3 separate regions of the Homo sapiens genome follow, and regions 1 and 3 are each linked to region 2. Evidence: chromatin contacts called from ENCODE Hi-C or POLR2A ChIA-PET data. All regions are on one chromosome and are shown on one strand. Each heading gives the region's core, a stretch centred on a gene start or an enhancer-like site at or near the end of the contact. The rest is flanking DNA. Distances are from core to core; before and after follow the strand shown.

Region 1 (4,669 bases), core at 1,893-4,392, 1.0 Mb before region 2:
TTTTTTCCCAAAGGATTTGCAACAATATATATTCACTCAGGAGGTAAAAACAGTAGCCTCCCTACATATTTTTGGACATTACTAATTTGTTTTCTTTCCATAAGTAGCAAAGTAATAAACTTATACCTAGCCCTTCTCTGAATTAAATATTAAGTAATGGTGGTCTAAGCAATGAGGTTGAGCTCTGCACACCACAAATATTGCAGGATTGATCGATTATCTTGTTCAGTTTTTGCCTTCCTAAAATTTAACAGCAGGCTGCAACTTTTTGTGAGATATTAATTATAACATATCTCTGACTGCTTTGACCTGATGAATAAAATACCATCATTTTGTTTTCTCCTTAAGGATGTGAGTGACAAACTGAGCCTCCGATTCCCTGGGTTATACATAGTGGGACAAAGAGACTTACTATTCAACTATAAGAGATTCTTTGTAAGCTTGTTGCATGGGGTCCTAACATCGATGATCCTCTTCTTCATACCTCTTGGAGCTTATCTGCAAACCGTAGGGCAGGATGGAGAGGCACCTTCCGACTACCAGTCTTTTGCCGTCACCATTGCCTCTGCTCTTGTAATAACAGTCAATTTCCAGGTACGTGGCTTTCATTGGCCGTATTCAGTGTCTATTGGTACCTACTTATATTTCTGTATATAGGGTGGCATGCACATCCACCTGACTCCCACTGCACCTGTGCCACTTACAAAATATAAATGCTATTTTCATCTCTTATACCAAGCACATTTTCTATTTCTTGCCTGAGTCAAGGATGGTTTAGTTTCTGGTCCAGTATTCAAGCCACATCATGCCTAACTTGCTGAATTCTGTTTTCAGGATTGTTAGATCCTTTATTTCTTGCTAACTCCCCAAAATGAGTGCTCTGTTTTTCTCTGGTTTCCCAACAGATTGGCTTGGATACTTCTTATTGGACTTTTGTGAATGCTTTTTCAATTTTTGGAAGCATTGCACTTTATTTTGGCATCATGTTTGACTTTCATAGTGCTGGAATACATGTTCTCTTTCCATCTGCATTTCAATTTACAGGTTGGTATTTCCAAATTCCAAAAATAAATGTACAGACAAATGTCATTAGTTTAGATTTTGACATAACTTCTGTTAAGTAATAAAATATACAAGGTGGAATGGCTGGGCACAGTGGCTCACACCTGTAATCCCAGCATTTTGGGAGGCCGAGGCAAGTGGATTGCTTGAGCCCAGCAGTTCAAGACCAGCCTGGACAACATGGCTAAACCCCATCTCTACAAAAAATACAAAAAAATTAGCCAGGCATGGTGGCACATGCCTGTAGTTCTAGCTACTGGAGAGGCTGAAGTGGGAGGATTGCTTGACCTGGGACGTTGAGGCTACAGTGAGTCGTGATGGCACTGCTGTACTCTAGCCCAGGTGACAGAGCGGGACCCTGTCTCAAAAAAAAAACAAAAAAAACAAAGCACAACAAAACAAATATATACAAATTATTATTGCTAGTGAAAATTAATGTCTTGTCTGGAAATTAAATGGTGATGGTGGGTTGAAAGGGCATAACATGATGGGAGGAAGACAAATTAAAATAGCTTTACAATAGCGCTGTACGTGTGTTGAATTAGATAACTTAAGACTTAAAAGGCTGGATAAAAGCCTATTCTTTCTTTCCCATAAAACCTAATACTGGGGCTAGATGTGGTAGCTCACGCCTGTAATCCCAGCACTTTGGGAGGCCAATATGGGTGGATCACTTGAGCTCAGGAGTTTGAGACCAGCCTGGGCAACATGGTGAAACCCCATCTCTACAAAAAATACAAAAATTAGCCAAGCGTGGTGGCGCACACCTGTAGTCCCAGCTATTCAGGAGGCTAAGGTAGGAGGACACCTGAGCCCAGGAGGTTGAGGCTGCAGTGAGCCATGATCACGCCACTGCACTCCAACGTGGGTAACAGAGTGAGACCCTATCTCAAAAAAAAGTCAGAAGTCTTGATCACCTAACTTTGCATTTTTAATCAATGCAATGTCAACAAATGTGCTTTTTTTCCTTATTTGCTCACTTATGTAAATTTGCCTTGTTTCAAATAATTTACCTTCCCAATTTTGCTTTGCTTAGTCTGATTTTAAAATGTCTGTTCTTTGAGCCATAATGGATATTTTGGGGAGGCCAATCCAGTTGTAAAACTTTACCATAAATGATCTATTTATAGATTATGAAATATTAACTATGTTCTTTTTTTTATTTTATTTTTTATTTTTGAGACAGAGTTTTGCTTTATCACCCAGGCTGGAGTGCGGTGGCACAATTTCGGCTCACTGCAACTTCCGCCTTCCGGGTTCAAGCAATTCTGCTGTCTCCTGAGTAGCTGGGACTACAGGTGCACACCACCATGCCCGGCTGATTTTTTGTATTTTAGTAGAGACGGGGTTTCACCATGTTGCCCAGGCTGGTCTCGAACTCCTGAGCTCTGGCAATCCACCCACCTTGGCCTCTCAAAGTGTTAGGATTACAGGCATGAGCCACCACACCTGGCGAAATATTAACTATGTTCTTAGGAAAAAAGAACCACAGTGATGCATTTGCCATGTTCTTTACAGGCACAGCTTCAAACGCTCTGAGACAGCCATACATTTGGTTAACTATCATCCTGGCTGTTGCTGTGTGCTTACTACCCGTCGTTGCCATTCGATTCCTGTCAATGACCATCTGGCCATCAGAAAGTGATAAGGTATAAAGAATATAGTCCTTTCCCAACTCTGTCCCTCACAGAAACCAAAGCGTTTCCCAACAGCACGTTTCCTGCAAAATTCTAAGCTCATGGGAAGTTTGGTAAGAATGATTTTTCATGATTGCTTCTCTTTAACTCTATCTCACAAATAAGTCTTTTGGAATTGGGAGTTTAGTGTGCTTGCTTTTTAATACAAAAATTACCAAACATAAACAAAAAAGGGAGAACAGAATGAGCCCCATATATCTATCTCCTCAGTTTAACAATTACAGTATTAACATTTTGTCATACAAATCAGATTGGGTTTTTTTTCTTTATTTAAGAAAAATGTCACCTTCTGTAGCAGGATCCTTTGAGCTACAAGGAACAGAAAGCTGTGACTCAAAACATCTCTACAGTAGTGCGTCATCATTAATCATTAGTAGGCTTCAGGCCCAGTTGATTGAGCAATTTAATGTTGTCAAGAAAGGATTGGGCTGGTTCTTGCCATCTCTTCTCTCAGAAACCTTCATTATTAGCTTCATATGGATGCTGGAAGATGGCCAGAGCAGTTCTGGGTATCACTTCCTGACCTATCAGTGTCGGGGGGAGATAAGAGCCTATTCTGTAGCTCCTTAGGGGCCGTGGAACTTCTCACCCAAGGGCCCCAGTACAGTGCCCTCAGGTCTCACGTGCCAAAATTAGGTCACTTGCCCATTCTGGACTAGTTTAGCAAGGGAAATCAACCTGCCCACCGCCCATGAGAAATGTGGCTGTGAGGGGTTGGGGGGGGCAATCTGAATACAATCAATTTCCATTAGAAAGAAGGAGAGAGTAGAGGCTACTGAGGCAACCTTCAGTATCCCTCGGGTCTCCCTTTTGCAGTGCCAACAGTATGCAGTAACAACCCAGGAAAGAGGCCCTACTGAATTTTCTCTTTGACTGTACCCATCTGGTCTGAACTAGAAAAGGGCACTAGCTTCAGAGGAGTGGGAATCTTGGCTTTGCATTTTCTAGCTGTGTGACCTTGGAAAAGTTAAATAACCTTCCCTTGGCTTCAATATATATCTCCAGGTAGGTAGGTAGGTAGATCGATTGATCAATCAATCTATGTATAGATATAGAGAGATGGATATAGATTTATATCATCATATATATATGTCGATATAGATAGATAGATAGATAGATAGATAGATATAGCCAAGCACTGTGGTTCATGCCTGTAATCCCAGAACTTTTGGAGGCCGAGGCAGGCAGATCACTTGAGGTCAGGACCAGCCTGGCCAACATGGTGAAATTCTGTCTCCACTAAAAATACAAAAATTAGACGGGTGTGGCAGTGCGTGCCTGTAACCCCAGTTACTCAGGAGGCTGAGGCAGGAGGATCGCTTGAACCTGGGAGGCAGAGGTTGCAGTGAGCCAAGATCGTGCCATTGCACTCAAGTCTGGGTGACAGAGCGAGACTGTCTCAAAAACAAAAAAAAAGATATAGACACACATACACACACACACACACACACACACACACACACACAAGTGGGGACAGAACTGCCTGCATCAAAATGGGGCAGGTGTCAGGGGAGTTCATCAGTGTTCATTTCTGTCAACCGTCTGGCCAGGCCTCCTCCCTGGTGTGGATCTTATTTTCATCCCTCCCCATCTCTCCCCCTTGCAGATCCAGAAGCATCGCAAGCGGTTGAAGGCGGAGGAGCAGTGGCAGCGACGGCAGCAGGTGTTCCGCCGGGGCGTGTCAACGCGGCGCTCGGCCTACGCCTTCTCGCACCAGCGGGGCTACGCGGACCTCATCTCCTCCGGGCGCAGCATCCGCAAGAAGCGCTCGCCGCTTGATGCCATCGTGGCGGATGGCACCGCGGAGTACAGGCGCACCGGGGACAGCTGATCCCTTACCCCCAGGCTGGGATGCGGCCACAAAGCACGTCTATTTTTTTATGAAAGACTCTCAGGACTTTGTGTGTGTG
Region 2 (4,822 bases), core at 1,789-4,288:
CAGAGGATCCTATTGATGCAGTCCATGTAGGCAGGTTCCTAGGGCTGAGAGCAGAGGGAAGAAAGGTAGAGAGTAGATCTGGAGGGACACATAGTGTCTCTATCAGAGCTAACTTTTACAATGCCTCTTTTCATCTTGCTTCTCAAGAATCTATAATCTATCTTGCTTTCATAAGCCCTGTTCCTCCCTTCATATCTACTATAGCTGCTGTAGTGGAGACCACTTCTACTTGCTTCTTAGGCAAAACTGGAAGGACAGTTGAGAATAATAATAATCCATCTGTTCTGGATAAATTGTGCTCCCTCACCCCACCCAAATTCATAGGTTGAAGCCCCAACCCCCAATATGACGCTAAGTGGAGATAGGACCTTTAAGGAGGTAATTAAAGTTAAGTGACGTCATCAGAGTGGATCCTTAATCTAATAGGACTGGTGTCCTTGTAAGGAAGAGAAACAGACTAGTACTGTATGTGCATGTGTGTGTGTGTGCACAGAGAAAAGGCCATGTGAAGACACAGTGAGAAGGCCGCCATTTAAAAGTGAAGAAGAGAGGCCTTAGGAGAAACCAATACCAGCAGCACTTGGATCCTGGACTCCAAGTCTCCAGAACTGTGAGAAATACATTTCTTCTGTTTAAGTCACTCAGTCTTTGGTATTGTTATAGCCAAAGACTGAGTTGTTATAGCAACCCTAGCTGACTAGCTGAATAGACACCACTGTTTATAAACATTTTTATCAAGTATCTTATGATTTGGTTCTTTATAAACATCATCCAATATAACCTTTTACCATCACAATCCTAGAAGGCAGGTGTTATTAATCCAAGGCTCACAGACAAGGAAGCTGAGGTTCTGAGAGGTTAGTAGTTTGTGCATGGCCATAAAATTTAAGTAGCAAGGCCGGTCATGGTGGCTCATGCCTGTAATCCAAGCACTTTGGGAGGTCGAGGCGGGCGGGTCACCTTAGGTCAGGAGTTTGAGACCAGCCTGGCTAACATGGTGAAACCCCGTCTCTACTAAAAATACAAAAAAGTAGCCAGGCGTGCTGGTGTGTGCCTGTATTCTCAGCTACCCAGGGCGGGCTGAGACAGGAGAATCGCTTGAACCCAGGAGGCGGAGGTTGTGGTGGGCTGAGATTGTGCCACTGCACTCCAGCCTGAACGACAGAGTGAGACTCCGTCTCAAAAAAAAAAAAAGCAAATATTTATTATGGGGACTTCTGTCTATTAAAACCATTACAATGTGCTGATACCACATGAAAAAGGAATGTAATTACTGTGCCTCTGGTGTGGCTGGGTTCAGTTAAGAATTAATTATTTTAATATGTTTCTGCAACACCTTTAGCTTTCTCTTTTCACATGTCCTGGGCTTCAACTATCACCCAATCTGATGACTCTCAAATCTGTAACGTCGTCCTAGTCCTTTTTCTTTAGTTCCAGGCTCATCCCTCTCACGATCTACTATATCTCTCACTTGGATGTCCTACAGGCATTTTAACTCATTTTTAAAAAGCTACACGATTGAAATGTTTTGAGTTATTTTAAATTCCTCTGTCATCTCACTAAATTGGACCAATAATTGTTTCTCAAACATGTTCTTTCCTCTTCATTTCCACTGCAGATGCTTTCCTAATTTAGTTCCTGGATCACCACAGTATCCTCCTAAATGGATCTCACTGCCTTCCATCCTCCTTGATGCTACCTGAGGGCTTTTCTGAAGACACTTTTTCTTTTTCCTTTTTTTTTTTTTTTTGAGACAGGGTCTGGCTCTGTTGCCCAGGCTGGAGTGCAGTGGCGCAATCATGGCTCCCTGCAGCCTTGACCTCCCCAGCTCAAGGAATCCTCCCACCTCGGCCTCCCGAGTAGCTGGGACCACATGTGCGCGCCATGACGCCCGGCTACTTTTTTGTATTTTTGGTAGAGACGGGAGTTTCACCACACTTGTAATTGCAAAATTGCCCTGAAATGATTTTTCCATTCTCTTCCCGACAAAATCCAAATTCCTTAGCTAGTCATTATCTGACCTTGGCCTTCCCTCCAATTTCATCTCCCCAGCTAAATCCAAAGACAGATAATTTGCCACCTAGCCTAATATTTAAAAGAGTACACTGGCGTTAGCCTGCCTTGACTTGAAATCACAGAACCTACTTCACAGGGATTAAATGAACTAGTACACATATAAAGAACTTATGTCTTGCCTGGTACATCATGTGGTAAATATTAGCTATTCTTCTTATCCACCCTCTCAACTCATGCATTTGCACCTGGTGGTCCCCTTGCCTGGAATATTACCTCTCACCATCCATCTAACCCCTGCTTCTCTTTAAAGATTCAATCCAGGAGTCAGATTCCTAGCAAGTTTACCCTGCCCCACCCTTCCATCTCGTTAGTCTCCACCGCTTCCTATTCAAATTATTGTTTGCGTCGGTCACTAGACCGTGAACTTCCTAAAGGAGGGATAGTGTCTTCATCTTTTTGGTCAAAACCTAAAGACAGGTGCACGATACTTTCTGAATGACTGCACAGAAAGCGCCCCATATGTAATTAAGTCTGTTAATAAATATTCCTAAACGTTATTTTGTCTTGTATGTAGACCTGCCCCGAATACAGTACAGGAGCATCTTCAAAGTACTTCCAGTGGGTGCCCTGGACAGCAGCTAAGAACCCCGGGGTAAAACGAGTTTCCTCTCTACTGTTACAAATCAGAAACCTCCTCCGTAAAAGCCTCAGATCTGGGAAACGCGGATGCATATGCCAACTTTTGAGTCTCAGTCTGCGCCTGCGCACGTGACCTCTACACGTCTCCTCTGCGCCTGCGCCGCTCAAGTTAGCGCGAGGCTACTCAGTCGAGGGTGGGACTACGCTTCGCGTTTTGGGATTGGGCGCTGAAGGCCAAACCGGACGACGCGGAAATGACGTCACGCCGGGGGCCCTGCCGCGCGGTGGCTGCTGGGTGCCGCACGCCTTCCCATCCTCCTCCTCTCCCCTCCCCCATCCCTCCCCGCCCCCTCGGCCGCTCCGCTCCCTGGCGTGACTCGGCACTGAGAGTCCCGGGAGAAGACTCGGCGGTCGCCACCTCTTCTGTCCAGGCCTCGGCCTTCCTGAGCATCTCTCCTTCCTCTCCCAGATCGTCTTCTCCTTCAGTTTCAAAGCCAGTGGCGTCGCGGCCACCCTGCCGGGCTCTCTGTGAGGATGGTGGGGGTGAAGCCCGTCGGGAGCGACCCGGATTTCCAGCCAGAGCTGAGCGGCGCGGGCTCCAGACTCGCCGTGGTCAAGTTCACCATGAGAGGGTGAGGCCAGGCTCGAGCTCTGTGGGTCCCCGTCTGTCCTTCCTTGCTTTCCTTTCACTCTTTGTTGGCCCTGGTTTCCTAGCCGTCTGCTGCCCCGGAGTGTCCGGCAGTCGCCGCAGCCCCAGGAGCTGCCGGAATTAGGCCTCGTTTCTCGGGTGTGAACCCCCATTTATGCACAGGGGTTCCTAGACGGGCTCGGGGGCCTGGCTGGCCGGCTTCTCCAGCTCAGGAGATTTCTCACCTGCTCCTTTTCAATTCTTTGACAAACTGGTTTTGGGGGTGGCCCGCCCCTATTCCTTCCAGCCTGTGGGAGTCTCCGCAGCCACCCTTGCCTGAGCCTGACCCCTTCTTTCTGCAGAGCCAGCTGTCATTTGCATCTCCAGAGCTCCAAAAGCTTAATTTACCGAACACTTTGTTTCTCTTCACCACCTACATCTCTCTAAAGCCTTTGAAGATTCAGATGGGGCGATCTAACTAATATGCGTAGCTCTGAGTCCTGAATTTCTGCTAATGCATTTCGAACTAAGTTAACGTTGGGTTAGGGTGCTTTTTAAATTATTTGAACTTTTTTCTTCCTCGTTCGGCCACTAACTTGTAGCTTAGGCTCCCCTATGTATGCGATTGCAACTGGTCACACACGACAGTACATATATAATATATTTCAGGTGGACAGTTGGCCGGATGTCTTAGTTTGACCCGGCTCTGTTTTTTCACTTAAGAGGACAGGGATCTTGAAAAATGTTAACTGTCTTTGGTAAATATCAACAAAATTATAGGTCGTAGAAAAGGTGGACCTTTTATAGTGGATGTGTAGTAAAGTTCCTTTGTAAGAATGACATGTTGGAACTCGGCGTTGAGAACCAAGATTTCAGCGTGTGTGTGTGTTTCACAGATCTCTCCTTGTGTATGTCGATAGTATTTAGTTAGAAGTATGAGAGGTTTCCGCTTTATTTTCCTTGACCCCTTGGCGTTATTTATACATCTAACTTGGAGCAGTCTACTGCTGGTATCACTGTTTATGTAACACACTTTCTTGTCCAAATAACTGTATAAACACAAAATTCCATTTTGAATTTCAGAGCAAAAAACAAAGTTTCTACTAGATGGTTCACTAAATGTTGAGTATATAAATGGTGGCATTAGGATTATATCGTTTTAGGGAATGGATGCAGATAGATATGAAAACAAGTTAAGACTTATTTTTGGACCAGTCTCTCTTACACTGAATTGAAAAAGGATAGTACCTTGCATTTCATATGGTGGGCTAGAGTACCCATATGATATACGGAATTTTGCATTTACTAAATTTAAAAGGATAAGTGATGTCATATATATAAAACACCTAAAAGGAATGTTAGAATTCTATAAATGTGTCTTCTCATTTTTAGCAATTTTGTGATGTCTGTATTCTTAATAATAGGGGAATACCTGTAGTACATTAAGTATCTAGGCCACAGTAGAAAAGGGAAGATAGGATTTCAATAAGGAACCTCACCTCACTTTTAGTTCACTTATTCTAATTCTGGCCCGTCGAA
Region 3 (4,761 bases), core at 1,837-4,336, 1.1 Mb after region 2:
TGATGCTTGTGATAATGCAGCAAAAAGTAATGTCTAAATGTAAGATATTATTTTGAGATGAGAACACCGAATGGGGATGGAAGACAGGAATCTTCACCATGTGTGAATGTACAGGAAACAACCAATAAATGCCTTAATTCTTGTTCTGTAAAAACTTACATGTAAGTAAAAGATCGCCGAAATTGATCTGAACTCTGTTACTGCCACAAACTTTTATCAGCAAATGGAGATTAGGATGTTCCCACTGCCAGATGGTATATAGGAATATGGTTGAATGTGGACTGTTATCACAGACTGTCTGGTTTCAAAGGTGGGCTCTGTCACTCAATATAGTTGTGTGACTTAGTTAAGTTTGTACCACTTACAAAACTTCTTCCTTGGGTCAAGCTACTCAATTTTACTTGCTTCTGTTGCCCAATATACAAATTACAGTAGTAATACATACTCCATAGGGTTATTCTTAGGCTTAAAGTAGCCAGTATTTGTGAAGTTATAGGAACACTGTTTAGCATATAGTAAACACATGTGTTATCTGTCATTATTATTACTTGCTTTTCTGTTGCAAAGACTAAAAGCTATTGTTTTGGAGTAGGGAAATTTCCATTTAAAATTCCATTGGCTAGGTTAGCGGTATCAGTTGATTTAGCAAGGAATTAAGAGATGAAAAGGAATTATTTCTTTCGTGGTGGCTTCATCTTTATCTGTATCCACTATAAAATTCGTAAAGTGGGCGTTATTTGCTTTACACAGACCAGAAAACAGGCTACAGAAGGTAACTGCTTGGCCAGAAATGGGTTGAGTCAGTCGTGGCTTATGGCACAAACTACATTTGAGTCTACAAAGCAATAGATGAAGGTCTTCGCCAAGTGAAGACTTTTTGGACTTGGAAAGTTCACACACTTCCAGCGCTCTATAAGAAGATAGGGTGGGGGAGTTGGAGGAGAGGACCCACATCCCTCTTCCAGCCTAGGACCAACTTGGCCCAGAGGCCTTTTCCCATGCCGCCCAAGGCTCGCTGAGAAATCTGGCTCCACACAGTGGGAGAACCCAGGGTCAGGCTTACTGTGAGTGAGGCCGGCCCAGTCTTTCCCGAGCCTTCCTCAGGGAGACCTGGGGGTATCTCACTTCCCTGCGGAAGTCTGTGGAGTTTAATTTGTAAATTTGTGCCGAAACTACACTTTTGTGTCAAAGAGCAAGGACGGCCAAGAAGCGGCAACACGAATAAGAGCGCAGGGAAATGGGGCCTGCGAACGACCTCGGCCTCGGGAACTCCCACAGTGCCGCCCCACGCGCGACGCCTACCCGAGAACAGCCACCCGCCTCCGCTCCCGGAGGAGGCGTGGTCGACCAGCACCGCCATCTTGGCCGCCTCTCTAGGCGCTCTGTTTACCACTCTATGGTCGCCTGCTCCCGCCCCGCCCCTTCCCAGTCATTGTCTGGAGGAGCAGCCGCGGCCGCAGCTCCTTCTCTTTATAAGCCCGCAGTTCCCGGATGTGAATGGATTACAATGTATCTTTCAGGGAAACCTATTATTATCAATGTGACTCCACGGGGGAGTCCATGGTGATGATGATGAGGAGGAGGATGATGATGATGAGACACCTCTAAACTTGGAACAAGTTTAAGACTTTATGAGAGAAGAAAAAAAATCACCAACAAGAATTGTTTGAGGAAAAATTATAACTATCCTGTGTTCATTTTTTTTTTTATAAACAATAAGAAAAAGTTGTTGGATTTTTTTTTAATGATTTCTTTTTTGGGGGAGGGAATTTTGTTGCAGTTTTATGGTGGAAAATGCAAAAACCAGAGCCAGGTGCATAATCTTGTAATCTGTGGATATCCCTGGAGCAGGACTGAGTACCAGTTAAAATACTTTTTGGGGATACACATGTGAGATACTAAGTACTTGCAGAAGATTTTTGTCTCTCTTTTTAAAGTCTCTTTCCTTGGAATATTGTGAGAATATTTGTGGCCATTTAAGGTAACGTTTCAATTTGCCGTCAGAGTAAACTGTTTGTAATTGAATTTAATTTTTAAAATGTCGATCCCGATGTTTTATTAAAACAAAAGGGACAACCTATTAAATAATTGCCAATGGGAAAAAGTGTGTGCATGCATTTTGTGTATGTACTCGCACATCTAGCAATACCAGGATTTGTAGAATGTGTGTTTTTTTTTTCAAACACACGTTAAAATAGCTTATGTTGCATATACCGGATAAAGCACGCTTGTTATTACGAAACGATAGAATTATGAAGCTTAAATTTTATCCTAAAAAGTGATGTGAAAAAGTATGTTTTAAGAGCATGCAGGGCCTATAATGGTAAATGTTGAATTAAAAACTTACAGTGCTGGCGAACAGGGACTTAGCGTGCCTAGGAACTCAAGTGCAAAAACAAAACAACATCCACCCCCAAAAATTGCCCTTTTTTTTTTTCGAAGTTTGCAGTTATACTATTCTGTGACTTAAAAGGGAGGGGAAAGAAAGTATGCAATTCAGATTTCGCCCCCAACGCAAAACTACCGAAACGAAAATCTCCCCAGGAAAATGTGGCTTGATTTATAGACGAAAAAGAAAAATATTGTTCCTCTTGGCAAAGTCTTTTTGCATCACGTGTATTTGCAGCCTAGTATAAACTTGCTTTGCCGTGTGTGGATGTGTGAGTGAGAGGGAACGAGAGTAAGAGAAAGAAAGAAGTGAGGGGATGTAAACTCGAATAAATTTCAAAGTGCCTCCGAGGGATGCAACGGGCAAAAACTGAACTGTTCAGGCTTCAGATTGTAACTGACGATCTGAGGAAAAATGAGGTGCTCGATGAATTTTCGTTTGTATTTTTTGGCGAGGCGGGGGAGGTGTTGAGATTTTTTTTTTTTCCCCTCGGGGTGGGTGCGAGGGGGATGCATCCTAGCCTGCCCGACCCGGAGCAAGTCGCGTCTCCCCGCCGGAGCCCCCCCACCCATTTCTTTGCTGAACTTGCAATTCCGTGCGCCTCGGCGTGTTTCCCCCTCCCCCCTTCCCTCCGTCCCCTCCCCTCCCCGGAGAAGAGAGTTGGTGTTAAGAGTCAGGGATCTTGGCTGTGTGTCTGCGGATCTGTAGTGGCGGCGGCGGCGGCGGCGGCGGGGAGGCAGCAGGCGCGGGAGCGGGCGCAGGAGCAGGCGGCGGCGGTGGCGGCGGCGGTTAGACATGAACGCCGCCTCGGCGCCGGCGGTGCACGGAGAGCCCCTTCTCGCGCGCGGGCGGTAGGTACCGGCGCCTGCGGGGCTCGGCGGGGCGGAGGCGCCCGGCGGCGCGGGGTTCGGGCTCGGCGGCCCCGCACGCGGCTCCGCGCCTCCCGCGCCGCGGGCTCCCGGCGCCCGGCGCTCCCAGAAGAGACACCCCTTCCCCTCCCGCCGCTTCCCTCCCCCTCGCCGCCAGCCCCCCCGCCCCTCCCCTTGATGCCCCCTCGGAGGGACCGAGGACTTTGCCAGGGGCCTGACTTTAATTTTTATAACCCCTTTCTTTCACAAATTAGGGTGCTGGACAATTAGAGGACCCGACCCTCCACTCCGCTCCCCCCAACCCTGTCACCCCACCCCTCCCCCTTTGGACGTGTTTTCACTCCAGAGACGCTCATCTTTAATTTCTTGATAGCTACTTTGAAAAGCGGAGGGGAGTGGTGTGTGCGAGTGTGTGTGCGTGTGCGAGTGTGAGTGTGCGAGGGGGGTGGGGTGCAGGGTGGGGGGAAAGTTGAGATCGGATCGTTCTCAGTAGTTTCTCTTTTCTCTGTGATCCATTCATTTCTCGCTCTACCTCCTGTTGCATAAAATGATGCGCTGAAGAGCGGCTTTTTTTTTTTCTTTCCCTGATTTGGTTTTATAGTGGATGTTACCAGTTTGATCGTCTCTTTGGAAATACAATATCGCTTTTTTTTTTTTTTTTTTTTTTTTTTTTTTTTTTTTTGCTATTGCTGCCTATTCCATCTTAAAAAAACAAAACCAAACCCAACCCAACAACAAGTCTCCCATCCCTTCCTCCTTTCCACCTTAATCCCACCCGCCCCCACGTCCCCACCCCCAACCCCCCAGTCTCCAAAAATCCGATTGTGTTTTCTCCAAGGATTGGGACTGGATTTTCTGATTGCGGTTATTTCCATGTTTCTAGGTTTGTGTGATTTTGCTAAAATGCATCACCAACAGCGAATGGCTGCCTTAGGGACGGACAAAGAGCTGAGTGATTTACTGGATTTCAGTGCGGTAAGAAAGAACGGTGGAAACTAACAACAGCTGTGAAAAAAACAAAACAAAAACCCAAACACTTCAGCTAGAAACCAGTAGGAATCTAAAGGACAGTAATAATTTTTAATTGGCTGAATCCTTGGTAAATATGAAGGTCTTTTTGACAAGTTTTTAACTATAATTTTGTGGTGTGATGGAAGATTCAGGCTTTTTTTTTTTTTTGAGTTTTATTACTGGCCTTCAATTCCCTACCCACTGATTACCCCAAATAATGGAATCTCACCCCAGTGGAAAGCAAAAATAGACACCCCTAAAACTAAACCACCCCTAAAACTTGGCCATGTCTGAACACTGAGACTACTAATACTTTGCACACTACTCTTCGTTTTATTTATTGTTTTTGGAAATGGAAAATAGAAAATAGGAGACCCAGTTGTCTCTTTAAAGTTTTAAGCTAATGATGCTTTGGATTGGTAGGACCTGTTCCTTACATCTTACCTCCTAGTTACATCTTTTCCTAGGATTCTTAAAACTAGTATGGATATG

The links. A loop is a pair of places that touch in the nucleus more often than their neighbours do. ChIA-PET counts read pairs that join two places held with the same protein, here RNA polymerase II (POLR2A). Pooled maps may share reads with other maps.
Region 1: a pooled map shows a loop between it and region 2 (3-fold over the local background). The contact joins the enhancer-like site here to the promoter of TXNL1 in region 2. A Hi-C loop is called at or near these places in 3 of 168 maps with a recorded cell type or tissue (CD4-positive, alpha-beta T cell, CD4-positive, alpha-beta memory T cell and naive thymus-derived CD4-positive, alpha-beta T cell) and 12 of 50 pooled maps.
Region 3: a map of endothelial cell of umbilical vein shows a loop between it and region 2 (27-fold over the local background). The contact joins the promoter of TCF4 here to the promoter of TXNL1 in region 2. A Hi-C loop is called at or near these places in 10 of 168 maps with a recorded cell type or tissue (B cell, CD8-positive, alpha-beta T cell, chondrocyte and 5 more), 6 of 37 single-sample maps with no recorded cell type and 23 of 50 pooled maps. POLR2A ChIA-PET finds 5 or more read pairs at or near these places in 4 of 52 experiments (CD4-positive, alpha-beta T cell, PC-9, activated B cell and 1 more).

The regions. Positions count from the first base shown.
Region 1 is chr18:57,648,409-57,653,077 of GRCh38, reverse strand. It overlaps ATP8B1 (ATPase phospholipid transporting 8B1), which reads left to right. Exons shown (of 28, transcript NM_001374385.1): 25 at 349-594; 26 at 906-1,044; 27 at 2,581-2,711; 28 at 4,366-4,669. The coding sequence ends at 4,590. The region is part of intron 2 of ATP8B1-AS1 (ATP8B1 antisense RNA 1); the gene reads right to left. Among named protein-coding and RNA genes, the nearest start is that of ATP8B1-AS1, 20 kb to the right of the region's middle. RefSeq lists an enhancer at 3,145-3,294. Within about 2 kb of position 3,142, at least 3 of the 41 ENCODE cell types and tissues checked have a DNase peak (open chromatin) inside an H3K27ac peak, as active enhancers do.
Region 2 is chr18:56,636,808-56,641,629 of GRCh38, reverse strand. It overlaps TXNL1 (thioredoxin like 1), which reads left to right and starts at 3,038. Exons shown (of 8, transcript NM_004786.3): 1 at 3,038-3,287. The coding sequence starts at 3,190. RefSeq lists enhancers at 2,016-3,000, 3,160-3,219, 3,001-3,986 and a silencer at 2,800-3,009.
Region 3 is chr18:55,586,517-55,591,277 of GRCh38, reverse strand. It overlaps TCF4 (transcription factor 4), which reads left to right and starts at 3,086. Exons shown (of 20, transcript NM_001083962.2): 1 at 3,086-3,240; 2 at 4,142-4,233. The coding sequence starts at 4,162. It overlaps LOC105372126 (a long non-coding RNA gene), which reads right to left and starts at 1,379. Exons shown (of 3, transcript XR_935479.3): 1 at 1,303-1,379. RefSeq lists an enhancer at 1,272-1,501.